Linked DNA regions of Homo sapiens: region 1 is linked to region 2. The links are chromatin loops, found by intact Hi-C in ENCODE. Cell type or tissue: PC-3. All regions are shown on one strand. Links, peaks and the distances in the headings refer to the core of each region. The heading gives the core; the rest is flanking DNA.

Region 1 (16,332 bases), core at 3,457-11,456, 230 kb after region 2:
TGAAATTGGAAATCATCATTCTCAGTAAACTATTGCAAGAACAAAAAACCAAACACCGCGTATTCTCACGCATAGGTGGGAATTGAACAATGAGAACACATGGATACAGGAAGGGGAACATCACATTCTGGGGACTGTTGTGGGGTGGAGGGAGGAGGGAGGGATAGCACTGGGAGATATACCTAATGCTAGATGACGAGTTAGTGGGTGCAGCGCACCAGCATGGCACATGTATACATATGTAACTAACCTGCACATTGTGCACATGTACCCTAAAGCTTAAAGTATAATAATAATAAATAAATAAATAAAAATAAAATAAAGTTACAAAATGTTTAAATTATAAAGTCAATAAATATATATTGTAACAAAAAAAAAGAAAGATAGCATCGATAGTGTGATGGCAACAGGAACAAAGAGAAGTAGATTGGGCATAGGAAGACAAGATTGGTGACAGACTGGATGTGGAGAACAAAGGAGAGATCATTCTCCCTCATCTGATGACTACTAGCTTTCTAATCTAGGTTAGATAGTAGTACTACACAATGGTATAGGAAATACTGAAAACAAGCCAGATTCGTTAAAGAGATACGTGATCCTGGGCAAGCTACTGAATATCTCTGAGCAACAGTTTTTATTAAATGGGGTTAATTATACCCTGTTGAGAGACAATTATAAGTATTATGGTATGAAAAGGATCTGGCACCTAGCAAGTCCTCAAAAATTTGTAGTTATTACTATTTTCTCCCAGATTCTCCCAAGATTGTGTTCTCAAATGAGGCAATTTTGCTTCCTGCCCCTTATTTGGGACATCTGGCAATATCTGGAGACATTTCTGGCTGTCACAACTTAGGGTGAGAGGGGTTGCTATTGGTATTTGCTGGCCAGAGGCCAGGGATGCTACTAAATCTTCTATGGTTCACAGACAGTCCTTCTACAACAAAGACTTAACCAGCCCAAAATATCAATAGCGCTAAGGCTGTGAAGCCATGTTCAAGAGGGATTCTGATTCTGATAACTGCACATGAAAAGTTCTTTTGTATCCACTAATAACAACCATCCACATGAGTTAGGGAGTTAAACTGATTTACTACTGATAACCTGTTCAATCAGTTTCCAAATTCAAGCCTGGTTACAGAAGTTGTTACCAGAAGTGAATTCATAACCTACATTTTAAACATACAAAAATATTAATGTCTTCTAACCATGAAAGCTAATTTGTTTTCCCATTTTGATGTCTGCATAAAGAAAAACCTGAAATACTACAAATTAACTGTCATTTTATTAAGAATCAGATACTCAGCCGGGCGCGGTGGCTCACGCCTGTAATCCCAGCACTTTGGGAGGCCGAGGCAGGTGGATCACGAGCTCAGGAGATTGAGACCATCCTGGCTAACACAGTGAAACCCCATCTCTACTAAAAATACAAAAAAAATTAGCCGGGCATGGTTGCAGGCCCCTATAGTCCCAGCTATTCGGGAGGCTGAGGCAGGAGAATGGCCTGAGCTTGCAGTGAGCTGAGATCGTACCACTGCCCTCCAACCTGGGCGACAGAGCGAGACACCGTCTCAAAAAAAAAAAAAAAAAAAAAAAAAATCAGATACTAAGATCCTTGAATAAAAACTCTATGAAAACTAGAGGCTTATTTTAGTGTCATTATATAGAAAAAAAATGGTTTGCAATGAATCTATTTAATAAGTGCTGCATTATTACACAAGGATTACCAACAATGAAAAATAGACTGCAGTCTAATTCTTACAAAACCATTTCAAATTTTATGACAATGTTTATTAAATCAAAATTTTAATCAAAACTGTGAAACTATCCTTCAAGCTCCAAGCCCTTAAATCCATTGGAAATAGATGAATTCATTGATTAAATATAAACTTCATATCATTTTGGACTCTATGGATAGTGAAGCTATTAAACCACTATGCTCAACTGTCAACAATTTAAACTTTGATTAAAATCTGAGAGAACTGTCCAAAAGACCTCATAAAATCTCACCAGGGTCAAGAACTGGGACCTGATCACAACTGATACCACTTCACACCAAGGATAGCTTTTACAAAAAACAAAACAAAATAAAAAAAAATAAGTGTTGGCAAGAATGTGGAGACACTGTTGGAACCTATGTGCATTCCTAGTGGGAGTGTAAAATTGTTCAAACTGTGGGAAATAGTTTGGTGGTTCCTCAAAAAGTCAAACATAGGGTTACCATATGGTCTAGCAATTCCATGTCTAGATATTAATATATACCCAAACAAATTGAAAGCAGAGACTTGCACACCAATGTTCCTAAGAGCATTATTCACACAGCCAAAAGATGGAAGCAACCCAAGTGTCCATGAACAAATGAATGGAGTTTTTAAATGTGTTATATACATATAATAGAGTTATTCAGCCTTAAAAAGCAATGAAATTCTGAAACATGCTAAATACTTGCAAAACTTGAAAACATTATGTTAAGCGAAATAAATCAGATACAAAAGGACAAGTATTATATGATTCTACTTATCATTAATTACCTAGAACAGGCAAATTCACAGAGACAGAAAGAGGTGACCAGGGGGCTGGGGTAAATGGAAGTGAGCAGGACAGTGGGAAGGAGAACTACTGTTTAATGGGTATAGAGCTTCTGTCTGAGATAATGAAAAAATGTTCTGGAAATGGATAGTGGTGATGGTTGCAAAATATTTCAATTTATTAATACTTAATGCCACTGAATTGTATACTGTAAATGGTTAAAATGGTAAATTTTATGTTATGTATATTTTGCCATAAAAAACCCAACTAGGACCTGAACGAAAAAACATTAAATAAATTCTTCTTATGATCCCACCTTCCTCCCACTCCCATCACCTATAGGTGAGGTTCAGAAAAACAAAAATTATTTTGTTCAGCAGCCTGAACTGGATTCAAGCTTACATCTTTTGGAAAATGAATAAACTAAGTCAATATTTATCTTATTCGGTTCTACAAAAAGGCAAAATATCACGTTATTATTTTATGACATACAAATTTCAAATTTCCTTTAGGGGATATCACAGGAACATATAAATGATTTCATACTCTTGGATTTGGCCTCTTGCAAAGATAATTTCACTGTGTATCTATTAAAGTCTATGAGAATGAAAATGACCAAGGGGCTGCTGCAATAAGCTGGCAATTTCAATATTCCTTACCTTATTCTAATCATACATTTAAGAATGGTATATCACTTAATCTCTCAAAATCTGATATTAGTAGTTTACTGAGAATAAAAAAGTAGAGGATTTCAAGTGTATATTATTAGAGAAACATGTAATATATATCCTAAAGACTACTTCCGGGGAAAATATATTAAGCCTTAAGTGTTACAAACAAGAGAAAATAAATCAGTAAAAATACAAACACTTTATTAGACAATAAAATCATCTTTTTTTAATAACTTAAGGTAAAATCCTAATTACTGGAGTCTTTTTTTCTCTCCCTTATCATTCCCCTCTTACACCTTTCATTTTTCCTCCCCTCCGGCCCATGTTTAATGGTCTATTAGTACAAAAAGGATAAAATTACTGCCCACAGTCTCAACAAAATTAATGAGGAAAGATGTATATAGATCTCTTGAAGATGTGCCTGAGTTTACGTTGCCAAGGTAACACTGACGTCTTAAATTTTAAATGGAAGAGTTTATATTTAAAGAATGCTGGAGTCAATAGAATGTATTTTAAGAAAGAGCAAAGCATACACAGCTTATTATTCCCAAATAGCAATAAACGATACATGGAAATTGGACAAAGACAATTAAATTTAGGCAACAGTCAACAACTATCCATTAACATGAGTCATTTGAATGACAGTACTGTTTAATGTGGACTGAAAAGTAAAGCTGAAGCTTCTGGTGCTGGCTTTTGCAACTCATTAGCTGTGGGGACTAGGAAAGTTACTTAGCCTTGCGTTAAGTCATTTAATTCTCTCAAAGTCTCAGTTCCCTCAGCTGTAAGATGTGAAAGGTGAAACAAGATTAGTAAGGTCCCTTTCCAAATCTAAAATTCTTTGGCTCTATGATTTCGAAGGAAGAAATTTCTTTATCCAAAATAAGTTACTATATACCTATTATGTTCTAGAACATAATAAAGTAACATAACATAGTAAACATACTGGCACATCTATGGTAAGAAAATTAGACCAACATACACTTCTGTGGTGTTATGATATGCGTTGGTTTTCATTCACAGTTCCTGATTCATAACTCCCATAGCTATTGTTACAGTCTTGTATTACAATGTTGGGTATCTCAAGCCTCAGAGGCAGGCCTCAGGAAACAGAGTCTCTCTCCTGCCCTCCTTTCACCTGCCCCAAGGCAGGACTCTAATCTTCTCCTACCTTTTTTATTGTGGGTCTTAAGACCATCCCCAGAGAGGGTCACACCCTATGCAATGGGGGAAGGAATACTGAAGTCAAAAAGCCTTCATAAAAACCCAAGAGGACTGGGTTCAGAGAGTTTCTGGATACCTGAACACGTAGAGGTTCCTGGAGGGTGGCACTCCCAGGGATGGCAAGGAAGCGTGCTCTGCACCCCCATACCTCGCCCTACGCGTCTCTTCACCTATATCCTTTATGATAACCTTTATAATAAACCAGTAAATGTAATTTAAGTGTTTCCCTGAATTCTGTGAGCTGTTCCAGCAAATTAATCGTACCCGAAGTGGGGGGGTCATGTGAACCCCAACTTGAAGCTGGGTGGTCAGAAGTTCTGGAAGCCCAGACTTGTGACTGGTACCAGTCTGGGCATCTGGAGGACAGACTTGGGGACTGAGACCCCAACCTGTGGAATCAGACACTATCTCCAGGTAGACAGTGTTGGAACTGAATTAGAGGACATCTTGCCAGTGTCCACTGCTCGGTGCGTGGAGAAAAAAACCCACACATTTGGTCACAGAAGTCTTCTGTGCTGATGACTGTGATTTAAGAGTAGAGGAAAAACACACTTTAAAAGAGAGTTTTTCTCTACACATCTTTTTCAGGGTATTTTGTATTCCCCTCTTTTCATTAATTATGTAGTACATATTCAAAAAAACTGAAAAATATAGAAAGGATAAAAAAACCAAGAATCATAATTCCCCTATACAAACACAATTAAGTTCATATTTGTCATGAGATACCTTTCTTGGTTTTGTTATAAGAAAGATATTCTATTAAAGATTTAATGGTAAAATACAACTGGAAAGAACATAAATATAACCTGAATTTTGGAAATGCAAGAAAAGAATGGGCAATAAAAATTAAATAAACAAATATAAGGTACTAATAAAAAGTAAAATACACATCAACAGCAAAAGGCAATAGGGCAGATCTGAATACTGAGCCCAGGTAGTATCAGATTTCTGTTCAACATGAAATCTTTCCTGTGCCCCCAGTTTAAATTGGGTCACCCAGGTGTTACTTCCAAAAGACTTTTCACTTGTCTGTCACAGTTCTTTGTACATCCAAGATTACTGAACTATTTTTCATAGCTATTTATTTAGTGCTTCCTTTTCCCCACTAGCCTAATAAGCTCCATAAAGTCAAGGATCATTTCTTCTTCATGTGCCAGTGTGTCCCCAGTAGAACACCTCATACACTGAATGAGTTCAATTAACATTTGTCGACTAAATAAATAAGCAGACTCTTGTTTTATAAATTTATATCAACTATTCCTGACTAGCTACTTTTCCCAAGGCCCAAGATCCATTTTCAGGGAAACTACTAAGTAAGAGACATACAGGTTGAATATCACTTATCCAAAATGCTTGGAACCAGAAGTGTTTCAGATTTTGAATTGTTTTGGATTTTAAAATGTTTACATATACATTCCATCTTGGGGATGGGACCTAAGTCTAAATTTGAAATTCATTTATGATTCATACATACCTAATACATATAGCCTGAAGGTAATTTTATACAACGTTTTAAATAGTACATGCAACAAAGTTTGTGTATTCTGAACCATCAAAAAGCAAATGTGTCATTATTTTGGTGCCCAACAAATTTTGAATTTTAATGCATTTCAGATTTCTAATTTTTGGATGAGGTATGTTCAACCTGTATCTAAATTCAAATACATTTGCATTGAAGATTTTATATCCTAGTCCAGGGATTGAAAAACTACAACTTCCAAGCCACATCAGGCCATCCATATGTTTTTGTAAATAAAGTTTTGTTGGAATATAGTCAAACCCATTCATTTACATACTGTGTATGGCTGCTTTTGTGCTACAACAGCAGTGCTGGTAATTGCAACAGAAAGCTAAAAATATTTACTGTCTGGCCCTTTACAAGAAAAGTTTGCCAACCTCTGTTTAATGACTTTAAACTAATGACTTTAAACTAATAATAAAAAGAAACATAAAAAGTTTGCCAACCTCTAATGACTTTAAACTAGACTAATCATTTTTAACTAATAATAAAAAGAAACATAGGATAATGAGCTTTTGGAGTCATTCATGAAACTATTTGACATAACTAAACTATATACCAGCAATATTACTATCAAAAATTCAATAACTTAGCTACTTTAGTTCATAAACTTTTAAGAGTGAAAGGATTAGGCACAGTATTCTTAGAAATGGCCAACACTTCAAATACTTTCTTTTTTTTATAGGCTTTTAGTAACGCCTCAAATTTTTAGCAGAGCTGATTTTAATCATTAAACATACAAAACAAATTGCTACTCTGCTGTAATTATCAGGCAGGATGAACTAAAAATCCCAATGTGAAATCAGCATTTCCATAGCAACCTGTACTTCCATTGGCCCCACTGCACATAGGTAGGAACTGGCATTGCTTTGCATATTTAGAAAAAACACCTCCATTAAATAATACAAAAAAAAAACAATTTGCTTGAATAAAAATAACACATTTGTCAAGATATTAATACAACACTACTACAAATTCAATAATATATAAATTGATCAAAATTTTTTTTAAAAGTCTGGACTGAATGTGTATCAGCTGCACATTCAATAATTTATCTAAACGTCAATTTATCTAAACGTCAATTAAAAAAATCAAAGATGTAAAATGTTTAGGGAAAGTAATGAAGATGCAATTATTGCCAAATCAGCTAATATTAAATAAGCAATCCTATACAATACAGTAACCCCCCTTTACCTGTGGTTTTACTTCCTGTGGCTGCAGTTACCTGCAGTCAACTGTGGTTTGAAAATATTACATGGAAAATTTCAGAAATAAACAATTCATAAGTTTTAGATTGTATGGCATTCTGAGTAGTGTGATGAAATATGCTGTTCTACTCCATCCCCCCCAGGGGACATGAATCAGCCCTTTGTCCAGCACAACCATGCTGTGTATGCTACCTGTCTGTCTATTTAGTTATTCAGTAGCTATTTCAGTTATGACTGACTGTTGCAGCATAAGAGAGTTTGTGTTCAAGTAACCCTTATTTTACTTAATAATAGCCTGAAACTGCGAGAGTAGCAATGCTGGCATATTGCTATACTTGTATTTTATGATTATTGTGGTTAATCTCTTACTATGTCTATCAATTATACTTTATAAGTTAAAATTTATCATAGGTATGTATGAATAGGAAAAAACATAGCATATATAGGGGTTTGGTACCATCCACAGTTTCAGACATCCACCTAAACTCAAGTGATCATCCCACCTCAGCTTCCTGCATAGCTGAAACTACAGATAAGTACCACCATACCCAGCTGATTTTTTATTTTTTGTAGAGATAGGGGTCTCACTTTGTTGCCCAGACAGGTCTTGAACTCCTGGCCTCAAGTAATCCTCCCACCTTGGCCTCCCAAAGTGCTGGGATTACAGGTGTGAGCCGCCACTCCTGTTCATTTTTCTACTACCAAATTTAAGAACCTACCTACATCTGTATACTAATACTCTGCCTTTCCTCCTTATATAATTGATGGATGGTAATCAGCTCCTTTCTAAGGTCAATTCTTCCCAAATTCACTCTTGAACACAACATAATCATGCTTTTTTCCTTATTGGACCAAGAAAAACCCATAGTTATTAAAGTCACCAGAAACCTCTACACTGCCAAATCCAGTGACCATTTCCCATCTTCAAAGATTTTCCTCACCTCTTAGAAGCAGCTGACACAGTCATTCACAGCCTCCTCCCTGTCTCCTGAAACACCACACCCTTGGTTTTCCTTCTGCCTCACTGGCTGCACTTCTTAGTTTTATTTGCTGAATCCTTTCTGTCCTCTCCAGGACAGTCTTCAGACTCTCCTCATTAATAATTTCTTTGATCTCATTGCTTTAAATACTATTTAAATGCTAACACAGGGCTAGGCGCAGTGGCTCATGCCTGTAATCCCAGCACTTTGGGAGTCTGAGATGGGCGGATCACGAGGTCAAGAGACAGAGACCATCCTGGCCAACATGGTGAAACCCCGTCTCTACTAAAAACACAAAAATTAGCTGGGCATGGTGGTGCGTGCCTATAGTCCCAGCTACTCAGGAGGCTTAGGCAGGAGAATCGCTTGAACCCAGAAGGCGGAGGTTGCAATGAGTTGGGATTGAGCCACTGCACTCCAGCCTGGTGACAGAGCGAGACCCCGTCTCAAAAAAAAAAAAAGGCTAATGCATCCAAATCTATATGGGAGAACCAGCATCTACCCAGAACTCCAGGGGCAGTCACCCTACACTACCATGTGACCGGGCATTTCATACTTCACACATCCATAACAGTATTCTTGATTTCCCACTCCCCCAAAATTTGTCCCTCCTGCAATTTTTCCCATTTCAATATACAGCACCAGCAATGCCCTGTATCCTGACACTTTTCACCAGTTTTACCACTGTAATCCATCCATGGCTCTATCTGAACTAATATAATACTCTCCTTCTAAGTGATCTCCTGCTTCCACTAATGCCTCTCTACACTGCCTTCTCAAAAGAGCAGCCAGAAAAATTCTGTCAAAATATAAACCAAATCATGACACAGCCTTGCTAAAAACAAAACAAAACAAAACAAAACAAAAAACAAAAAAAACCTTCAAATGGCTCCCCATCATTAAAACAAATATGAAAGTTATCCATGGCCTGTAAGACACTACCTCAGCAGTCCCCAACCTTTTTGGCACCAAGGACCAGTTTTGTGGAAGACAATTTTTCCACAGACAGGGTGGCAGGGCAGTGGTGGGGGTGGGGGTGCTTTCAGGATGAAACTATTACACCTCAGATCAACAGGAATTAGATTCTTGTAAGGGGGTGTGTAACCTAGATCCCTCACATGTCTAATTCACAATAGGGTTCATGCTCCTATGAGAATCTTGTCGCTGATCTGACAGAAGGTGGAGATCAGACAATAATGCCGACTGGCCCGCTCCGCTCACCTCTTGCTGTGCGGCCCAGTTCCAAATAGGCCACAGACCAGTACCCATCCATGGCCCAGGGATATGGGCCCCCTGCCTTACGTAATCTGACTTATGTCTCCTATCTCATCTCAACTTCTCTTTCTCTTCCTCCCTCTACTACCAGTCACACTTGTCTTTTTGCAGTCTCTTGATGTTCTTCAAGCTTGTCTCTGCTTCAGATCCTTTGCTGTTTCTTCTACTTGAAATAATCTTCCCTCAGATATTCACAAGGACCTCTCACTCACTTTTTTCAGTCTGATGAAACATCACCTATATGGAAAGACTTTCCCTCAGCAACACTCTGTTGAAAATATCATCGCAGCTCCTTCTACTTTGCTTCATTTTCTACAAAACTATTTTCAATTTTATAATATATTGTTACATAGTTTATATATTTGTTCACTTTCTCATCCACTAGAAATATAAGCGCCTGAGGGCACAAACTTTGACTTAATTGCTTCTCTGTATCCCCCAACTAAAATGGTATCTGACACTAATTAAGTCTTCAATAATAACTGTTGAACTGACAAATGGCTATACAATTTTTTTTTTTTGAGACGGAGTCTTGCTCTGTCGTCCAGGCTGGAATGCAGTGGCACGATCTCAGGTCACCACAAGCTCCACCTCCCGGGTTCCAGGGATTCTCCTGCCTCAACCTCCCGAGTAGATGGGACTACAAGTGCGTGCCACCATGCCTGGCTAATTTTGTATTTTTAGTAGAGACGGGGATTCACTATGTTGGCCAGGCTGGTCTCGAACTCCTGACCTCATGATCTGCCTGCCTAGGCCCCCCAAATTGCTGGGATTACAGGGTTGAGCCACCACGCCCGGCACTATTACAATTTTTAAGAAGGATTTTTCTTTAACTTGAATGGTTTATGGTTCATAAACTTGAACGGTTTATAAGATTACTAAAACTATTTAATTCAGACTTCATATACAGAGGTACCACTTCTGAAAAGGAAACTCTAATAAAAACATGTCTTCCTTCTTTCTGCATTAAAATTCCAGACCCTAGGAAATTTCTGGCATTTTTTCCAAAATAAACAGAGGTAAAATTATCTTAATGGGCTAAATATAAGATCTCATGAAACTCTTGCTGATAGGTACAAAAGCCATTTCCATTTAAACTCTATTTTACTTTATTGCCCTCTTCCCCAACACAACATACACATACAGATACCTTGGTTACTTTATCTTAGTTTTCATTAAGTTTAATTTTTTTACCAGGTAACATACTTACGTACTTATGTGAATATTAAAAGTTAAAAAATAAAAGATTGTAAGTCTGAAAAGATATACAGTGAAAGGTCTCCCCATCCCTTGCCTATATCTCAGTGACTCAGTTCAAACTCCCACTACCAAAAAGTAACCATTGTTATTATAGGGTGGAAGTTGGCCATTTTTTTCTGTAAAAAGCCACACAGAAAATATTTGCAGCTTTATGGACTATCCACTCTCTGTCACAACTACTCAATTCAGCCATTATAGAGTGAAGGCAGCCTTAGATAATATGTAAATGCATGTGTATAGCAGTTCTTCAATACAACTTTATTTGCAAATATAGACAGTAGGCTGAATTTTTCCCATAGGGGTCACAGTTTGCCAAAACCTGTTACAGAACAGTTTAAATACCAGTGTCTCTTTTATAAAAAATGTTAATGGTAGTGTTTGGAAGAGACTTCAATGGAAGAAACTGCAACAAAGAATGCTATTTGAAACAAAAATTCATCCTACCCATAATGACGTGTTAAAATAATATATATTTTCATATAAATAGATGTAAGATTATTCCCAGATGCCTCTCCATAATCCATAATATATTAGTGCAAATATTTTCTTCTACCTCTTCATGGCACAATTATGAAGAACTGGAGGAACGTTAAGACAAGACGGAGTGGTAACCTAACTATCAGCGCACTGTCAATCATTAACTCTGGCTTAACATTTTCTCTTAAATGGTAGAGGAAATGTATAATTAAAATCTCCACAGAATGCATTAAAGAAATAAACCACAGTCTATATTTAAAAACAAACAACATTTCAACTGTATGTTTCTCAACCAGATCAATTCCAAAATGCATGTTTCTAATAAGTCTTACAAAGGATTTAATTTAATAAAATGAATCAAGATTAGAGAGAACCAGATCTCTCCAAAAAGCAGATCACTGTTACACTGAATAATCAGCTTCTCAAAATTCAGAGGTATCCTAGGAATATATCTTACCTTAGATGCCATTCTCATAAAGAGCTTGTTTTGATTTTCTGCTGTTCCCATCTTTTCATTTTTGACTAAATCATTTAGGCTTAGATTATCATCATCATGAAAGTATCTGACCCTTTCTCTTTCCTCATGGGTTGAAACCTATGACAAAATGAACATTATTAATTTAATGAAAACATGAGTCTCTGAAGTATTTCTTGATGGATTACATAAATATCTGATGTTAAATGTAAAAATCCCACTATGTAATCACAACCTTTCCTTCCAGTTTATCCCTAGTCTGCCAGTTTCCATGTGAAAAAACTTCCATTAGAATTACACTCCCTACTTCTACCTCTTTACTCTCCTCTTCCCCAGGGATGGAAGCATGATATGATCTGCTTTCTGAGCTTTGATGAAAGAGCAAAACTGCTCTACCCCTTCTTCTCTCTTTTCTGCTCTTCTTCTCCTTATAGTTAAAATTCCTTACCACTGTGGTGGGAAGACTGAAGTCATCCAGAAATGGAGTAAGTATATCAAAAACAGAGATGAAGTATTAGCAAATCCACTACTATGAATTTAATGATTATGTTGCCCCAAAATTCACATGTTGAAATCTCAGTATGAAGGTATTAAGATGCAAGGTCTTTGGGAGGTAACTGGGCTATGAGCATGAAGTACTCAGAAATGGGATCAGAACCTGTGATGGTTAATACTGAGTGTCAACTTGATTGGACTGAAGGATGCAAAGTATTCTTCCTGGGTGTGTCTGTGAGGGTGTTGCTAAAGGAGATTAACATTTGAGTTAGTGGACTGGGAAAGGCAGACCCACCCTCAGTGTGGGTGGGAACCATCTAATCAGCTGCCAGCGAGTCAGAGATGTTGAAATGACTTGACTTGCTGAGTCTTCTGGCCTTCATCTTTCTCCCATGCTGGATGCTTCCTGCCCTCAAACATCAGACTCCAAGTTCTTCAGTTTTCGGATTCTTGGACTTACACCAGTGGTTTGCCAGGGATTCTCGGGCCTTCAGCCACAGACCGAAGGCTGCACTGTCAGCTTCCCTACTTTTGAGGTTTTGGGACTTGGACTGGCTTCCTTGCTCCTCAGCTTGCAGACGGCCTATGTAGGACTTTACCTTGTCATTGTGTGAGCCAACACTCCTTAATAAACTCCCCTTCATATATACATCTATCCTCTTAATTCTGTCCCTCTAGGGAACCCTAATACAGTACCTCTATTAAAAGACATGAGCATTTGTTCTCTCTCTCTTTTTTCTCTGCCATTTGAGGATACAAGAAGACTATCATCTACAAACCCGTAAGCGTGCCCTCATCAGACAATGAAGCTGCCATTCCAAGTCCTAATCTTGGACTTCTCAGTCTCCAGAACTGTGAGAAATAAATTTCTATTGTTTAAGCCATCCAGTCTATGTTACAGTAGCCTGAACTAAGAGACCAACTTCTAATTATTAAACCCTTGTTCTGTAAACAGCTTTATCAAAAGCAAAGCTGATATTCTGGTCTCCATCTAATTCAGTCCCAGATTTTCCTATCAGTTGGTTCCATACCCAGGTGTGCAACAGAAAAATACTGTTTATTTCCTCTCAAATCAAATCTTTCCAATGCTGCTCTCACATTCCCTTATCCAAATAAAACCTTGTCTTTAACTTCTTTGAGATCTTTGGAACAGGGGTGCAACTACATTTTCCAACATTATTATTCTTTTCTTTACTAGCTTAAACCTCATATCCCATGACTCCAATCACCCCCTGGCTCCAGACACTTAATTTCTGGCCCTCTTGTCTTTTCATTATACTCAAAGAGCAAACTCTACTCATGAATGAAAGCGTCTACCTTCTTTACTCCTATACCTAGATTGCTCAGTAATATGCAACTCAAAAAGGGCCCTCAATGCCTTCTGACAATGCATTTATGGATCCCTAGTCAGTTCCACCATTTCATATAAATCAGACCTTTACTATTCTCCTCCTGCACCTCCTCTCCAACCACCAAATTCCTCCCATTACATTAGAAGACATATCCATCCCACTTCTATTTGTTGGATGAATTAATTAGAATCTCTAGCAACATAGGCACTCAACAGGCAAAAAATAAACATTTGACAGAAATATTCTGAATGAACAGTTCTTTTGTATATGCAATTATCACTTGTCTGATCTTCCAAATTTAAAATAAAAAAAACTAACTTGAGAAAGCTGAATATGTTGTTTTTGCCAGCTCAAGAGCCTCAAGGTAGTGCTAAAAACTAATTACTAGAGTTGGAAAATGGAAAAGAAAATTAGTTTTATAAAGGATCATGGCACCTACATAATTAAGCCATTACTGTGTATGGATACCCCATCACCAGGTCTCAAGTTAGCTGTCTAACACTAGTAACAGCTCTGAGAGACCAAAGTTTTCCCTAAGAGCTATAGCAAGTATGCCAAAAGCAGCTGAAAACAACATCAAAGAAATGTACACTAAAATTAAAATTGCCTTAAACATTCAATGTTAACAACTATTTGAAAAAATAGTTGGATTAGTTTCCATTCTGTAAAAGGCAAAGAGATATAACTAAGAATAAAAGTAGTAACAACATCATTTCCTACCTTCCAATATTGGCATTCAAAAGCCACATTTCAGAAAATATTTTATAATCTGATACAAAGAAAGCCCCAAGGGGAAGAAGGAATTCTGAATTAATAAACAAAGACATATGTTAAACATACCATCTGTCTCTTTCTTCTTCCTCCTTGTGATTCCAGAGATTTTCCGGGTGTGTTCACAGGCCATACTCTTCCAGACTGATCTGTTCTGACAAGGATTACTTCTTGCTGGTCTTCATTCTATAAAAAGATTTAGAGATAACTATTGAAATTATTGTGAAGAATGTTGAATGTTTTTATTTAATAACAAAAAAAGCATTAAAATGATTAACGTTTCCACATAACGTTGTGGATTGCCTTAAATCTCCTGGATTTTCATTACTCTCTATACTATAAAATGAACATAATCTTTTGGGGAAAGGGTAAAAAATACCCAATGTTTATTTTAGTATTTTTAAAAAAGCAATCAAGAGAAGAAAATTTCAAATAAAATTTTCATCTAGACAATATTAAAAGATGACGAAGTATCAATAGTCCATGTGCCCATCACTTATGCAGTAGATGTAATGTTTTTTAAATTTAAAGATCCTATTAAAATCTGATTATAAGAAATAAAACAACTAAAGACAAACTTGCTAAATTAGCAAATATAATGATACTACCCGTAACTTCTATTCTTTCTATTAATAGCCTTCAAATGCTTTTCAGTTTTCTGACTCTTCAGAAGGAATTATATCCCACACACTTTCAAGCCATATTTTTCTTACAAACTTTTGGCCAAATATAAACCTGGCACAGTACAGAATAAGAGTAAACTTTATTCTCTAATGGAAATGGAATGTTATTGGAAGGATTCTAATAATCATTAAAGAATATTAGAGAATGACAAAGGAAAAGAAATTGTTATATCAAAAAGACACCTGCACTTGTATGTTTATCCCAGCACTATTCACACAATTGCCAAGTCATGGAATCAACTGAAGTGTCCACTAATGGATGATTGAAAAGAGAAAATGTGGTGTATACATGCCATGGAATACTACACAATCACACAAAAAACAGAAATGTCTTTCACAGCAGCATGGATGGAGCTAGAGGCAATTATCCTAAGTGAAATAACTCAGGAAATCAAATACTGCATGTTCTCACTTAACAGTGGGAACTAAACAATGGGTACACATGGACATAAAGAGGGAAATAATAGACACTGTAGTCTCCAAAAGCAGGGAGGATGGAAAGGGAGTAATGGCTGAAAAAATTACCTATTGGGAACAATTTTTATTATTCAGGTGATGGGTAGAAGCCCAAACCTCACCATTATGCAATATATCCCTGTAAAAAACCTGCATATGCAACCCCTGAATCTATTTTTTAAAAATTAAAAACAAAAATAATATTAAGGAATAATCATTAAAAATCCATTTGAAACAAGACCAAGCAAAATATTCACATTATAGTTTTCTTCTCAATTGGAATCAACTATAGAAAAAATCAATCCCAATTCCATTTAATAGATGTTAGTTCCCCTGCTGAAATGGAAGAAAAATAATATATACCTATTATTGATCTTACATTCACACACAATACTAAATTGATATAAAAGATTATCATTACTTTTCTTCCTCAATAAATAAACGAACATTAATGAAGTGCCATCTTTTAAAAGATCTTTCTACTCACTCCCTTACCAGATAGTAGAGATAGGCAACACATTATAAGCTGGCATCTAACTTTACCACACTGATAAAGCTGGTCTCCCTAAGGACTTTCAAAATACTAAGTCCAATACATAATTATTAAATTGTCATCTTCCCTGATTTGAAAGCATTTGGTTCTGTTTATTACATTCTCTAGCCTGAAATTCTTCTTATTTCAGTTTTAAACACTCTACTCTCTCCTGGTTCTGCCTTTACCTCTCTGACACATTCATTCATTATTCATTCATTCATCAAATATTTCTGAAATATCTATTTAATCTTAGGAGTTAAAAGAAATCTAACACCTGCCTTGTATAAGCTTATGGCCTAGTGGGGAAACTACTCCCCACATGAATTATTAATATAAACAAAGTCACCTTCACTTTCTCCTTCATTTCCAGCTACCCCTCAAATGCTGATGATTCCAGGGTTCCTTGGTTTCCAGCCCTTCAGCCT
Region 2 (16,332 bases), core at 5,648-13,647:
ACATTTTAAACACTATAATGTGGCATCTCTGGAAATCTAATATCCACCCTCCCCAGGTTTTCTTGTTGTTGTTGTTTGTTTGGTGACTTTTTTGAACTATATTCATGCTCCACATAACAATGTTTTGGCCAACAATGAACAGTATACATAACAGCATCTCCAGAAGGTTATACCATCAGATTTTTACTGTATGCTTTCTATGTTTAGATATATTTAGATTCACAATTACTTACCATTGTATTAAAATTGTCTACAGTATTCAGCATAGTAATATGCTGTACAGTTTGGTAGCTGAGGTGCAACAGGGTGTATAGCAGGCTATAACATCTAATTGTGTGAGTATACTCTATGATATTTGCACAATGACAAAATCTCCTGACAATGCATTTCTTAGAACAAATCAAGTTGTTAAGCAACACATGACTATGATTCTGTACTCTACTGTCTTTTTGTGCATGGCCATTGGAGTATCTGCTTAATTAACTTAGTGATTAGTTAATTATTGGGCAGAGATTTTCTTAAGTGCCTTGAACCATTAAGTGTCCTATTCTTTGTTGAGAGGCTGTGTGTGTGTTGGGGTATGCCATCAATGTTCTGGCAGGCAGTTTACAACTCTTCCTTAGCCTTCACTTCCCAATTGCACAGAGACTCAAGATCAGCCAAAGATGAATATTTGGAACTTTTTCAGGTCTTTCCTATGTATGCACACATCAAAGCACATGTGCATGGATGCCTAGATTCCCAGGAATATGTTGAAGCTTTTCAAAACCCAATGAATGAGGACATCTCATTCCAAAATCTTTCCTTTTAAATTTTGTGGTCTACCTCTTCTAATCCCAACTGGAAATGCAACTTTGGGCAGTGTTATACTATTGCCACTAATTATTTTTGACAAATACACAGAGTAAGCTCTAAGCCAGGTTAAATAAAGACAAATCCTGGGAATAGAGGATTTTTTTAATAAGCTACCAGACAGGTTAAAAAGTGTCAAATTTCTGAAAATGGGACTTTTCAGGAGTTGTAAACCCATTCCACCTCCTCTAGTAGCTGCTAATTTACAGTTATCATAGCTACTATAATAGTGAAGGTGTTGATTTTCACATCTACTGCAGATCTAGGAAAAAGGAGATGGTACTACAGCAACTTCAAACACCACAAAGTTTACCATTTTTAACATGATTCAGTTGATTTTATTGAATAAATATTCCTTGGAATGTTGCAATTTTAAATTTTCAGAGTCCTGAAAATTTTGAGTTTGATCATTTTTACCAGTGTTCTTATTTCTTTTCTAGAGCAGTGAATTTTCAAAGGTCCTTATTCTACCATTCCAGAAGTGTTTCTTCATCTGGAATGCATCTTGTATCTGACTCTGCATTTTCAACAACCTTCCAAATATCTCTCTTTATTTCACACTCATAATTTTACACATATTTATATAAATGGCATTTACATAAAACATGCTATTATGGAAAGGTTTTTCTCACTTATTAATGTGCTATGGATCTTTCCATATCACTAAATGATCCATCATTTTAAATGGCTGCATTTCACTTAAGACATATTCCCACATTTTTTAAAGGTTATGTTATATTTGATATATGATGCATATATTTAAATTATGAAGCTGGAACCAAAAAATGAACACCCACAAACTCAACACTCAAAAACATTAAAACTTTCTTTGAAACATTAAATCAGGCTGAATAAGTGAGATATACACTGTGTTAATGAGTAGGAAAACTCAACATTCTGAAGATGTCAATTCTATTCAAATTAATTTACAAAGTAACAAAATTTCAATAAAAACCTCAACATGTTTTTAGAGGAACTGACAAGCTGACTTTAAAATTGGCATGAAAGAGCAAAGGCCCAAGAAAAGTTGAGAAGACTTGTTCTCCTAGATATTAACTATAAAGCTATAGTTAATATGATCTATTGAAGAAGATCAAAACAACCACTAAGTATAAGAAAAAGACGGACAAAAGTGATTGCGTTAAAATGAAGAATGTGTAAAAGAGCACCATAAAGAAGAAAGTAACAAAGGCTATAAACAGGAAGATGATATTGATAGGATTGTACTCTGTGGGTCAATTTGGGGAGAATTTACATCTTTACAATATTAAGACTTATTTCCCATTGATATGGCAAATATCTCCTTGTATTTATCCACATATAATGCCTTTCAATGAAATTGTGTCATCTTTGTAATATTCAGGTTTCTTGACAAACGTTTTCAAAAATTTGCTGCTTTCAAAGTTAACGACAAAAGTGCTAAAATCTTCAGTCAGTTAGATATTACACTTGCAATTTTCTAGTCAGTTATCTGTATTTCTGAGGCCAGATAGAAAATTCAGAAGCCTAAGAAACCTGAAAAGAAAGAGGTAAAATTGATAAGCATGATAGCCACTATGAATAGATTCTCTGCCTGATGTCTTATGTGCATCATCACATTAAATTCTCATAACACCAACTGAGAGAACTGAAGCTCTTAAAGCCAACATCTCACAGCTTACGAGAAATCACATATAGATAGACATTACCACCTTTGGAAAGAAAATAGACTTGGATATCCTCAGTCCCACTGCAGAGTGAGTTTAACACATTGACATTCTACCTTCTTATTGCATCAGAGATAGAGCAGAGGCATCTGTCGATAATTGAGCACTCATTCTGACTTCTGGAACAGGTACAGGAAAGTGCACAAACAAGATTAGCAGTTCCATATTTGGCAAAAAAAGAGAATGTTTCATTTATGTATTGTGTATAACAACTCATCACCAGATTTAGTGCTTAAAACTATAATGGTTCATTATTTTCCACAACTCTGCAGTCCCAGTGGGGTTTGGCTGACTTTTCTTCTATTGGTGCTGGATCAACCAAGATGACTTCCTTCGTATGTCTAGCACCACAGTTAGGATGGCTGGAACCACTGGCACAGTTCCAGTTGTTCTAGCATCTCTTCATCTCTCTCCATATGGTCTCTCCAATAAAATGGCCAGACCTCTTTATCTGGTGACTCAGGGATCCAAAATTGAGCAGTCCATAAGTACATGCCCCAGTGTGCAAGTGCTTTTAAAGCCTATTATTGTGTCATGTTTGCTAATGTCCCATTGATCAAAGTCCAAAGGCAATATGGGAGAAAATGACATAAAATGTGAATATCAAGAGACATGGTTTATGGGCTGTAAAATGTATGAGTTAGAATTTTTAATTTACATTGTAGGTCTAGTTATAAAGGCTAGATCAGACAGAAAAGTGCTAAGAGGAACCTGGAGTCATTAGATCTTCTGAAGATGAGCTGGAAGGGGATCAAGAGGACCTCAACTACACTGCAAATTTCTAGAAAGTCCCCCTCCAGAAAGGTGAAGTATCAATAATAAGTGTTAGTCCAGGACAACAGCCAGCCTTAGTCTAGGACATCAGTCAACCTCACAAAGCCTAACATGAGAGAAAGGGGTTTCTATAGATGGGCATAGCATTGCAATATGAAATCCAGAGGCAAATAATATTCAGGAATCAAAAAGGCAGAAAAGTGATCTAAAGGAGCAGATCTAACCATAGAATTCTAATTCCTGAGTAAGTAATAGGAATAAATTCAAGTCTCAGTTTCAGGCTGAGAGGAACTGGGAACGCTGGAGATGTAGTGATGGCAGACCCTATGAAAATGGGAACAAAACAGTTTCCACATATTCAGAAGCAAAGTATTCAGCAACAAGTTGGTCTCAGGGACTAGAAAAAGTCTACTTGTTGAAAATGTGAAGCAACATCAGAGGTATACTAACCCAAATGTGACTTGGTTCCAAAGCCCTGTGCAATGGTTTGAAGATGCTTAGATTTCCCCAAATCACAGAACTGGTGGGCCCAGCCTATAGGGAGTAGACACATGTACTTTATATATTAAAGCATCCTTTCCTTTAAGGAACCCCCACTAATCCATTCTGCATGGTTTTGATGGAATTATAACTGCCTCTTCTCTACTCCACAGCCACACAATGGGCATGTGACCCAGGCCTTGTATATAATAACTGTCCCCTCAACAAGAGAAATTTGTGTTAGGGGTTAAGGCTGTTCTCTAAATAGTGCTAGTGTCCTTCTCTATGACTGATTTTTCAACCATGGAAAATAGAACTTTCTTTCTGTTGGGATTGCTAAATTGAGAGAATGTAAATCTGAGTCTGAGTAGTTGGTTTTTGCTTTCTGTCACATAGAGAGTCTTTCCATAGGATAAAGTCAAGCAGAAACAAACACACACAAGAGAGAGCAAGTCTTGGTGGCTTTCTCTGAGACTAGATTTCCTACAGCTCTTCTTTCAATCCTGTTTGTTGTAACATTATCTTTCCCTCTCACAGGAGTGACTGTATTAGTCTTATCAAGCTGCTGTAACAAAATACCACCAGCTAGGTAGCTTAAACAACAGAAATTTATTTTTCGCAGTTCTGGAGGCTGGAAAATTCAAGACTAAGGTACCAACTAATTTGCTTTCTGGCAAGGGCTCTCTTCCTGACTTGCAGACTGCCACCTTCTTGCTGCATCCTCACATTGCATTTCCTTAGTGCATGCACACACAGAAAGAAAGAGCGCTCTGCTCTTTCTTCCTTTTCTTATAAAGACACTAAATCTATAGGACAGAGCCCTATATTTCACATTAATTAAGGAGTTAAGGGCCCTATCACCAAATACAGTACCATTGTGGTTTAGGGTTTCAACATATGAATTTTTGGGGGGACATAAACCTTCAATCCATAGCAGTGACTAAATCCATCTTTTTGCCTAAAATTGTGTGTTCCTACCACCTTACAACCAAAATAATTATGAATTTGTAGAGAAAAGAGCTATTGCTCAGGTGGGAGGGTTGTGAAAGAGACCCTTGTAGATCTCATTTCTTAATTCAGAACATATCAAATAACTGCAATGAATAGGTGTTGGTGCAACTCTATTTCTAGTGCTATTCTGTAAAAATGACATCAGGGGATGTACTGTGTTTCATTTACTCAGGGGCATTTTTTAAAGTATCTATTATGTGCCAGACTAAAGTACTAGGGAATAAAAAGTCAAGAAAGACAGCTGCCTCCAAGAGAACTCTTCTTCTCCATTATTTCTTTCCAAATGCATTCACACATACTGCTAGAGGCATTTCTGTTATCAAATCTGGTTCTATTTATTATTAAAAACTTGGCAAAACCAAACAGTAGCACAGATTGACAAGGAAAAAGTTGATTACTCATGTAACAAGAAAAGTAAATAGCTAAAATGTAAACATTGAAAATTTAACCCTAAACTCATTCGAAACTAAAAAATAACATCTTTTAAAACAAAATTGCTGTGAAAACGTCTTTACCCAAAATTTTGGTCCACAGCCTTTATTAGATTACCTATCAGGGTAAATAAAGTTTAGCCATGTGAACATGTCCCATTTTATCAAAATATAATTTGGATCAAACTGTCTTTTATAAACTGGTGAGTCTGTGTTTTACTGTCTCCTGACCAAAATTCAAAAATGAAAGCCATAAAAAATCTGTTTGTGTGTATGTATTTAGGTGTGTTTATGCAAATATTTGTATATTAGGTTGTTTGATGTGTCTACATGTTAAAATCTGGCATAGGCAGCCAGAAATCCCTTAAGGAATTCTATTCAGATTGGCTTAAATGAGCACTCATATAAAGTACATGAGTGCCAACACAAATGCCTTTTAGTTCACATGACTTAAGTAAATTTTTAATAAATAAGCTGGTTTTAAAATTGTTGGTAAAATTAAAATAGCAATGTCTTCAAAATTGTTAGCATACATTTTGCCTGTTTACTGGTCAAATAGTTTTATGTTTGTTCCTGACAGACGTTTTAAGGTATCTGGGTTTGACACGAAGGTTATAAAACTATAAACCCAGCCTAAAACAGAATGATCTTTGTTTGTACAAATCTTTAATAAGTATGACTAATGTAATATTGTTGGTTTAATTAAAACAGCTATATTTCCTGAGTTATTAGCAAAATATCCACATATGTAGCTTTAAGTTTCTTACTTAAGGAAACACCTATACTCACAGGCTATAAAAATGGTTAATAGGAAAATAACTTGAAATGATGACTAGCTTTGCCTAATATCTCAGTTTTCATAAGTAATCTAGGTAAATTGTTCAAAATAAATAAATTACGTAAATTTAAATGAAATAAACGTTTATAAATGGGCTTTTCATGTAATTTGAAATCTCAAAATTATGTTGAATTATATAATAGATATTAAAGGTCTGGGTCATTTTTAAATAAGATACAATATGGAAACAAATTGATGAACATAAATATGTTTTTTCTTGGCTTTTTACATTTTATAGAGAGATTAAATATATTTGGGTCTCAGTATATGTGTGAAGATTATGTTATGGAAAAATGTTTCTAAAAATTATAAAATGGTTCTTTTCTATAAAATGCTAATATGTGACAGATAATTCAAAATTACTTGCTATAAATTAAGGTTACTAACAGTTAAAATTCTGATTAAAATACATAGTTCTGTATATAAAGTGTGCCAGGAAATTAAGATGTGTTTTTTAATGAAAAAAAATTACCAGAAAGGCATAAAATGTGTTTTTATTGAGAAAAAAATGGGAAACAGAAACAAGATAGAAAGGAGCTAGTAAGTAGGAGAGAGAGAGAGAGACGTGAAGAAAGCTACAGGCATGAAGATGTATTTATGGTATGGAAGGTCACAAAGAAAAAAGAATAATTTTATATGAGAAAGAATCTTGTGTGATAATTTTTTTCCTAAAGGAAAATGACTGCTTATTTAAGAAAGAGGAAGTATAGGACAAAGCAGAAAGCTACTCAGACCACTCAAAATGGTCTGAGTAAGCCACGGTAAGGTTCATGAAAGATGAATTTATGAGAGGAATTTTTGTGTGATCAAGTTTCTATAATTAGAAGGGAATTATTTATAAGTCTTTCTAAACAATGAACTTTGATTTTAAAAATACACTAATACAAAATTAAAAATGTGGTCCCCTATGGTAGAATCCTGTTTGGTCCCCTACAGTAGAAAGTTTTTGAAGCACTGATCTATCAGTAGTAAAAATTGCAGGTTTTGATTTTTAATTCTAAAACCTGGTTCTTTAAAAGCCATACTTTAAACTGCAGGTAGTTTCTATTTCTGTCACATTGCTTCCTTAGATCCACTTAATTCCCCTAGTTTCAGGTCAGAAATGCTGTCTTTTTCATTTAGAATGGTAATTTTACTTCTTGAGGTTGAGTTTTCCTCTTCAAGCTTTTTTTGGGGAAACTTTAAAAATCAGAAGAAAAAGATTTCAAAGAGAAATCTGAAATTGCCTGGGGCAATAATCAAATGAATCAGATTAATACCTCAGAAGTTCAACTCTTGCTGTATCTTGCAGCACATAATTTGTAATTCATGCATCATTGTCTTCAGTTCCTTATCTTCTTGAGATGACCTGGGATAAGTGTCTCCTTCAACTTTTTGAAAGCTCCTGAAACTCTGCTGTTATGACCTAATGCTGAAAAGTTTGTCTTAAAGACATTTTTTTTAAAAAAGCAATGTTTTCCTCCAGTATAACTTGATTCTGCACTCTTGGTGTTTCCTAATATATCCAAATTATTCCATGTAATAACCAGACACACATTCTTCCTATGTCTGATTAAATTCAAGAACACTTTCATCAGGTTCAACTTCCAGGTTATCTAAATGGACTTTTCATAAGAAGAAGCAATCACATTGCAGGAGGTTTTTGTTTTACCTTTTTGGTAACTGGCTGTATTAGTCCGTTCTCACACTGCTGTAAGGAAATAACTGAGACTGGGTACTTTATAAAGGAAAAAGGTTTAAGTAACTCACAGTTCCACATGGCTGGGAAGGCCTCAGTAAACTTACAATCGTGGTGGAAGGGGAAGAGGCATGTCTTACATGGCAACAGGTGAGACAGAAAATGCACATGGAGGAGAAACTGTCAAGCACTTATAAAACCATCAGATCTCATGAGAACAGCATGGGGAAACCGACTCCATGATCCAATTACCTCCCACCAGGTCCCTGCCCTCAACACGTGTGGATTATGGGGTTTACAATTCAAGAAGAGATCTGGGTGAGGACACAGAGCCTAACCACATCACTGGCCTAAAAAAAAAATTACACTTTATCAAAATAATTTCTGACGTTGTCTTTATTAGGTTTATTATTACTTAGGGAAGCTAGACTTTAAAAGGGTTAAGGGTTTTTTTTTTTTTTAATCCGTGTAACTTTCTGTATTGCTTTTGAAGAATTTTGATCATCACTCTGGTTGAATGAATGACAATTATTTCACAGTGACCTGTGATCCCATTTTGATCAAGTGTTTTAAACTTTTTGGCATGTTTGGCAGGCTTCTCCAGGACCAAAATTCTAAATTAAGTATTTTTGACCTAGAAATAGCTTTGGTATTTTCCAGTGAAGCCCCCAGAGAGCTTGAAAGAATATGTCTCTCATCTTGTAGAGATATTAAATGATTAGGCTTATTTGGTAAATTGTATGGGAAACATTGGCAAATGATAAGTAATGTCAGATCTTTCAGTCACATTCATGTGGTATGTTATTTATATGAATATTCCAATATTGCATAAAACTCTTAGAAATTTAATATGTCATCAGTCATAATTCTAAGTATTATGTTATATGTCATAAAAGTAACTAGATCTCCTTGTTAACTACTGATTATAATAAACTTCCATTATATTTAAATTTGGCTATTCTAAATATTTGTCATCCAAAATTATTTTTTAAATTCTTTTCTAAAAGCATTTGCACTCAGATTTGTGGAAAACTCTAACCCGCACTCTTAAATACAGGTTTCTAATAACTTTAAGATTAATGGATTAAATAAAATGTTTTCAAAACTTGAATAAAAAAACTGATGAGGTTATAAAACTGTTAATCAAGACCAATCAGAACAAAATTAATTACATCAGATTAAATAACTAAAGTTAAGCCAGGCACTGTGGCTCATGCTCATAATCCCAGCACTTTGGAAGGCCAAAGCGAGTAGACTGCTTGAGCCTAAGAGTTCAAGATCTGGGCAACGTGACAAAACCCTGTCTCTACAAAAAGTATAAAAATTAGCCAGGTGTGGTGGTGCACACCTGTATTCCCAGCTACTTGGGAGGCTGAGGCAGGAAGACTGCTTGAGCCCAGGAGGTTGCAGCTACAGTGAGCCGTGATTGTGCCACTGCAATAGAGCCTGAGCAACAAAGCAAGACCCTGTCTCTAAATAAATAAATAAATAACTGAAGATAATGTTTTTATGACTTTTATTTAAAACACTATTGGTTATTTTACTTAAATATTTTGTTTTCCAGATTTAGAGAAATCTTCTCTCTTAAGCTATCTATAGTTTACAGCAACTTGGTAAAATATAGTTTTGTGGACAAAGATGAAAGCATTTGCTTGTTCTTCCTACTCGAGTCCTCCAAATTTTGTAAATTATTTGTGAGTATTCATATGGCAAAAGGGTTATTTGCATAAGCCCAATGAAAATCTACTCTCTTTTCATAGCAGAATACAATTGGAAACATTGCTTATATTACCAATGTCTTTTATTCATGTTTTTACTGAAATGTCATATTTGAGAATATGCATATATTACCTGACTTCAATGCTTCCCATCCTTACAGTGAGTAGCTCAAAATTATCACTTTCTGGCAGGCCCAGGAACCCTAAGACTGTAGGTAAAACCTAAAGTCTGCCTTGGCTTGGCTTCCTAGCTACAAGAGGTTTTAAATCAGAGATTTCCATATGACCAATGTAAGAGAAAAAGTGATGTTTCTAATAAAAAGACAATAATATACCTGTCATTAGATTGAAGCTCTGTGCATTGTTTTCTGGATCTCATTATCTACCTATAGGCTAGACTATATATTGAGTTCATATAGATTTCTCTAATCCAAATTTCTTCCATAGAATTATGAAACACGAAAAATGCTTTAAGGCCTTGTAAGCTAAAACTAGATGAATTTTAAGGAACAAGTCTCATGCCTAATTTATGGGCCACATAAAAAGTTCACCAAACTGCCTGATGCCATAACCAGTGACATTCAAACTACAAACCAGGATAAGAAGTTGATGTTTTCAGGCTATAAACAGCTTTTCCCAAGATATCAGAATAAGACTTCATACTGCAATAGGACTCTTACTTCTCTTAATGCCTATCTTTTTCAATTGCCAGGATAATGTGACTTATTCAATTGGTTGCCTTTAAGCCTAGGTCCATGGTTCAAAACCACTATACATATTGTATTACATATTGCTATAAATTTTATTTTGTATTTTTCCTTTTTAAACTTTATTACTCGTTAAATGTTTGTGGAAGTACAACTCCTAACAGAATAATGCTGGCCCAACATTTTGAGATGACAGTAAAAAAAGCTACAGAACAGACAAAATCAATAACTTAATAATGGACTCCAGGAGGACTTAGCCTGAGAGCCATTCCGGTTAAACTCTCTTGTTGCTGAAATGTGGCTGAAAGTTTTGTTCACACTAACTTGTAGTCACCATTCACTTTCTCCAACATGGGATCAGACAAACAAACTGAGATAGGGCCGTCTTGGAACTGAAGGACAATCAAAACCTAACCACAGGGTGATTAATTAGTGATGCTTTTAGAGAAAGATCTTGATTAAAATGGAGAAATGTGAAAGTTGTCAGAATCGAAATGGAGTCACTTCTTAGGAATGGGTCATACAAAGCTAAGTGGTAATGATGCTATTTGGGGAAAGGTCTTTTTTGCTTAATTTTGTTTTTTAAAACTCTGATATTTGCTTGAGCAACAAGCAGGTTATCTGCCTGGTTGAATTCTGGTTGAACTGTGTATTCTAGTATTTCCAGTTAAGTGGTGACTAGGTAAAGAAACCACTTGGGGTAGCAATTCAACAATTCACTTATGAACGTTCATAAGCTTTCCATTTCCTAGGTAATTTTTTAAAAGCCAGTCAAAACAAAAAAACTTCACTGTCTACTATACCTAAAGGAAATGGCCTTTTTCCTTACTGACTATACCTTCTGAATCTTGGTATTATAAAGCTCTGGGGACCTCTGAGTTTGTTCTGACCATTCGTTAGTCCGCATGGCCAAGCACTCAAGGATTGATGGATACCACACACCAGCTACATTCACTTGCTAAAAACAACAGCTCTTTCTCCAAACAACTCAAACCCCCAGTTCCCATCGCATTCCATTTGGGTGAGATGCAACTAACAGTCCCCTTCCAGGATAAAGGAGTCAAAGAATAAAGCTTGCCTAGAGGCAAAAAATAATAATAAAAACAACAGCAAAACCTGACAAATAGAACCAGGGAAGGTCATGAAGAGAAGAATTCTCATGAACAAATGCCTGATAACAAAAACTATCACAAAAGCCTAGGCAAAAACTGCAACCTTGCACAAAAAACACTTCTGCAAGGTCATCTGCCCAGCAACTGCCTGTTCAACTTTGGACTAGTGTCACACTTATTATTGATCCTTGTAGCCAAGAGTAATGATCTCAAAACAATTGTGTAACCCTCCTCATTTTTTCCTTAAAAACCTTGTCTTTCTTTACCTCCCTGAATATGCACATAGTTTACTATGACTTATATATTCCTATTGCAATGCCCTTATTCCCAAATAAATATTATTTTCTTTTAGATACCTTATCTCTCTGTTTGCTATCTAAGCTGACACTGTACCCCAGTTTGGGGAAATTTTAAAAATCAGAAAGCAAAGATTACAAACAGAAATCTGTAATTGCCTGGGGCAATAAGCAGACAGATTAACCAAGATAAAGATTTAGAAATAGGCAAAGGTCTCTTTGCTCAATCCCCTAGTGGGGATCCAAAGCCTTATGTACGCAAGTGAATGAAATGGTCAGGAAGTGGTGAAGAAAAATTCCTGGGAATCCTTGATATGGGAGCCCCATGCACTGTGGTTCCAAGATTCATTGGTGAAGCCCTTGTTGGAACTACAATTAGATTGAGAGAACATAACAATGTAAAAGTTGATAGGATTATGAAAGTTGGAATATTTAAACAGGCCTTGTTTAAAGAAGTCGTGTCTCCTTTACCTAAATGCTTTATGGGAATGGATATTATGTCTGGCTGGGGAAAACTTCCTCCACCTAGTATTATAAAACAAAAGGCATATAAATCTGCTCTTCAAATGATACTAATTGGATATGCTAAAGGGAACCAGTAAGATTCCCTGAGTCCACACAGTGTAGAACAGACGCTTAAGTAATGGTAGGAACAAATCCTGGGTGTGATAGCCCTATGTAAAGCCTAGACTATTGCTTATGGCAAAAGACTGTGAACACCTCCCAGCAATTACTACTGGGAATCTGAACAAGAGAATTTCCACTTTAGGGGCATTTACTACCTTGCTATGGGATATTAATTGAAGCTAGCCTTATGACTGAAGGACATAAAATGATCTTGAAACCGAAATACCCATGATGTATTGGATAATGTCACAGAAACACTCTAAATGGGGATGCTACTGCCCAGAAGAGTTCCATAATAAAATGGAAATGGCTTATACAAGATCATGCTATCTGAGGAATGCAAAGAGGAAATACTCACAAGCAGGGAGCCTCTCTTCCCCCAGGATTGACTCTGGAAATGTGTGAGGAGCTGCTGGATTCCATAGTGTCCTGTAAACAGTCTCAACTGACTATTCAAGAGCTTTTGGGTTTGCAGGTGGCAATTTTCAGGTGAATGGATGACATGCTATTTAGATGGTTGCTACTCTGGGAAGGTAAAAACAAATCAGCTTGGTGGGCTGAGTTATATGCTGTCTTTCCAGCAGCAATTGAAGAATTGAACAGTGTTAAAAGCCCCTGTGCTTGGGTTTTTACTAACTCATGGTCAGTGGCCAATGGTCTGGAAAAATGGTCAGTCAGAAAGACAATGGAAAAGGAATGCTCATATGGGCCAAAGTCTTAGGGAAATTTGAAAGGTGCACTAAATTTCAATGCCCAGCAATGCCCAGGTCAGGAGGTGATTTGAATTGACAAGCAGATATTCCTGTGTGTTCATTTGAGGTGACCACCCGGGTCCATGAGATGACTGGTCATGAGGCTATTGCAGCAGTGCAGAGATGGGGCTAAGTCTAGACATGTTCTTTTGCACCCTCTCAGATGCATAATGCCAAAAAAAATGGCAATAAAAACTGTTCAATCTGCCAGCAAAAGAGACAGAGATTGCCAATGGCTATGGGGCAGATTCCTTAGTTGGAAGGCTCAAACATAGCTGGCAAGTGAGACTGATGCTGATAACCCTGAGGGAATACAAATATAAGTCTTGACAGAAATAGACACTGATTCTAGGCTAGATTTTGCTTACCCCATGGAAGGTAAAAATGCTCAGCCTGCTACTTAAACAAACAAGAACAGAAGATACTGAATGGATTTGGATGGCCAACCATTATTTCTTCAGACCAAGGAATATGCTGTATATCCCATAATGTTCAACAATAGTCGTAGAGGTAACCTCCTCAGAGTAAGTTTGATAGACATAGAATCTGCAATTAAAACATTGACTGACTAAATCACGGGAAGATAAAAGCATGAAGGGTTGGCTTACACACCTTTACAAGTGTGTGCTCACACTCAACATAAGTGGAGCTAAAAAAAAAGTGTCACCACTATATTTTCCTTTGTTTCTGGTGGAACTGGGAAGAAGGGGTGGGGAAGCATGCTGGCATGACTATGCAATTCTTGCCAAGGGAGTAATATGCTGTTGTAATGATTATAATTTTTTTCTTTCTTCCCCATATTGTCTCAATTTGATTTTTCTCCCCTACCTAACGCAGAGGTCCTAGGACCAGGGCTGCAACTACAAGAGTTAGAAACTGGGATGATTCCTAACCAAGAAACTGTAACTGTATTTTTAAACCTTATGTCAGAATTCCTAAGGGCCTGATGAGGGTGAGTTGAGCCCCCAGCCCACCTGGAAAAATTGGGGTTAACAGTGAATGCAGCTATATTGTCTGGAAGTAAAAAATAAACCATGAGTTCTGCACCTCATAACCTTACTCTTTCTAAATGGGAGTCGACTGAGAGAGAGGTACTTACTAGATTGGTATTGCTGCCTACAATGTAGACCAGCATAGTGGCCTATACTAATGTCTCTTCAAAAGATTAGAAAAAAAAGTTTGGTATTAATGAAGAAAAGGAGGAATAGTAGCTGAGGGTAAAGAAATGAGTAACTGGGTTATGAATTGAAGGACATCCAATATTACATTTACACCTTGAAAGAGGCTCAGAGCAAGAGATGACATTGTCTTTTAACTCAATTATACCAGATGCCTCAAAAGTTGAAGCTATACACTTGCCTTTGGAAACTGGCTAGATTGAATGAACGTCTACTTCCATTTTGTCCCTGTTTTGATAAGGAACAAAACAGCGATGCTCACTTCTTTTCAACACAGTGATGAAAGAGCTATTAAGCAAGAAATACATAGAGCAATTAAGCAATAAATAAATATATAGTACTATTAAGAACAATTAAGCAAAAAATAAAGTCATCATAATAGGAAAGAAAGAAATGAAATTCTCTCTATTTACTGATAACATGGCCTTATATATAGAAAATCCTAAAGACCCCACCAAGAAACTGTGAGAACTGATAAATTCAGTAAAGTTGCAGGATATAAAATCAACATATGAAAATCAGTACTTTCTATATACTAATAACAAACTATCTGAAAAGGAAATCAAGAAAACAATCCCATTTACAATAGCATCAAAAACAACAAAAAATATTTAGGTGTAAATTTAACCAAGGAATTGAAAGAACTGTAGAGTGAAAACTATAAAATACTAATGTAATAAGTTGAAAAAAACACACACAAATAAATGGAAAGATATCCTATGTCCACTGACTGAAAGAATTAATATTGTTAACATGTTCATACTACCCAAAGCAATCTACAGATTCAGGGCAGTTCCTATCAAAATTACAATGTCATTTTTCACAGAAATAGAGAAAAAAAAGTCCTTAAACTGATATGAAATGGCAAAGACTCAAAACAATCTTGAGCAAAAAAGAACAAAGCTGAAGGCATTACACTGCATGATTTCAAAATATATGCTAAAATGTTGTAATCAAAATAGCACAATACTGACACCAAAACATACACATATATCAATTGAAAGGATAGAAAGACCAGAAATAAATCCACACATTTATGGTCAATTGATTTTTGAGAAAGGTACCAAAAGCACATAATGGGACAAGGACAGTGTTTAATAAATGAGATTGGAAAAACTGATTACTTACATGCAGAAGAATAAAATTTGATCCCTGTCTTACACCATGTACAAAAAATTTACTCAAAATGGGTTAAAGACTTAAATCTAAGACCTGAAATAGCAAAACTACTACAGGAAAACATGGTGGAAAATCTTCACATTTGTCTGGACAGTGATTTTTCAGACACAACCCAGAAAACATAGGCAACAAAACTAAAACAAATTGTATTAAACCAAACTATAAAGTTTTTGCATAGCAAAAGAAACTATCAACAGAGTGAAAAGACAATCTACAGAATGGAAGAAAATGTTTGCAAACCGTACATCTGATAAGAGGTTAATATCCAAAATTTTTGAGTAACACAAACAACTCAATAGCAGGAGAACAAATAACCCAATTAAAAAATAAGCAAACAACCTGAACAGACAGGTCTCAAAAGGCATACAAATGAACAGGTACACAAAGAAATGCCCAACATCACTAATCATTACTGAAATGTAAATTAAAATCACAATTAGATATCAACTTCCAGCTATCAAAATAGCTTTTATCAAAAAGATCACATATGTTGGCAAGGGTGTGGAGAAAAAATAACTCTTGTACATTGTTGGTGGAAATGCAAATTAGTACATCCATTATGGAAAATGGCATGAAGGTTCCTCAAAAAACTAAAAGTAGAACTATCATATGATCCAGCAATCCCACTACTGAATATAGAGCCAAAGGAATTGAAATCAATATGTCAAGAGATATATGCACTCCTCTGTTTAATGTAGCATTATTCACAATAGCCAAGACATGAAATCAACCTGTGCCCATCAACGGATGAATGGATGAAGAAAATGTGGGATATATACATAATGGAATACTATTCAGCCTAAAAAAAAAATCTGTCATTTGTAAAAACACAGATGAATCTGAAGGACACTATGCTAAGTGAAATGAGCCAGGCAAAAAAGACATACTGCATAATCTCACTTATATGTGGAATCTAAAAAAGTCGAACTCATAGAACCAGAGAGTAGAATTATGGCTAGGAAATGCTGGCAGTAGGGGTAAGGGTAATGGTCA

Evidence for each region. A loop is a pair of places that touch in the nucleus more often than their neighbours do. Peaks named below come from ENCODE experiments on the same cell type or tissue, not always from the same donor. Only the 100,000 strongest peaks of a DNase experiment are listed, where the experiment ranks them.
Region 1: it touches region 2 in a loop (2.4-fold over the local background); 1 of 110 quality-filtered maps calls a loop at or near these places.

The regions. Positions count from the first base shown.
Region 1 is chr11:107,378,477-107,394,808 of GRCh38, forward strand. It overlaps CWF19L2 (CWF19 like cell cycle control factor 2), which reads right to left. Exons shown (of 18, transcript NM_152434.3): 11 at 14,303-14,419; 12 at 11,598-11,735. Among named protein-coding and RNA genes, the nearest start is that of CWF19L2, 71 kb to the right of the region's middle. In PC-3, for the core only: no CTCF peak of the experiment used is centred there; DNase peaks (open chromatin) are centred at 5,815 and 7,285; H3K4me3 peaks cover 394 bases; H3K27ac peaks cover 1,667 bases.
Region 2 is chr11:107,146,167-107,162,498 of GRCh38, forward strand. No RefSeq gene overlaps it. Among named protein-coding and RNA genes, the nearest start is that of GUCY1A2, 140 kb to the left of the region's middle. RefSeq lists a silencer at 11,017-11,311. In PC-3, for the core only: no CTCF peak of the experiment used is centred there; no DNase peak of the experiment used is centred there; H3K27ac peaks cover 112 bases.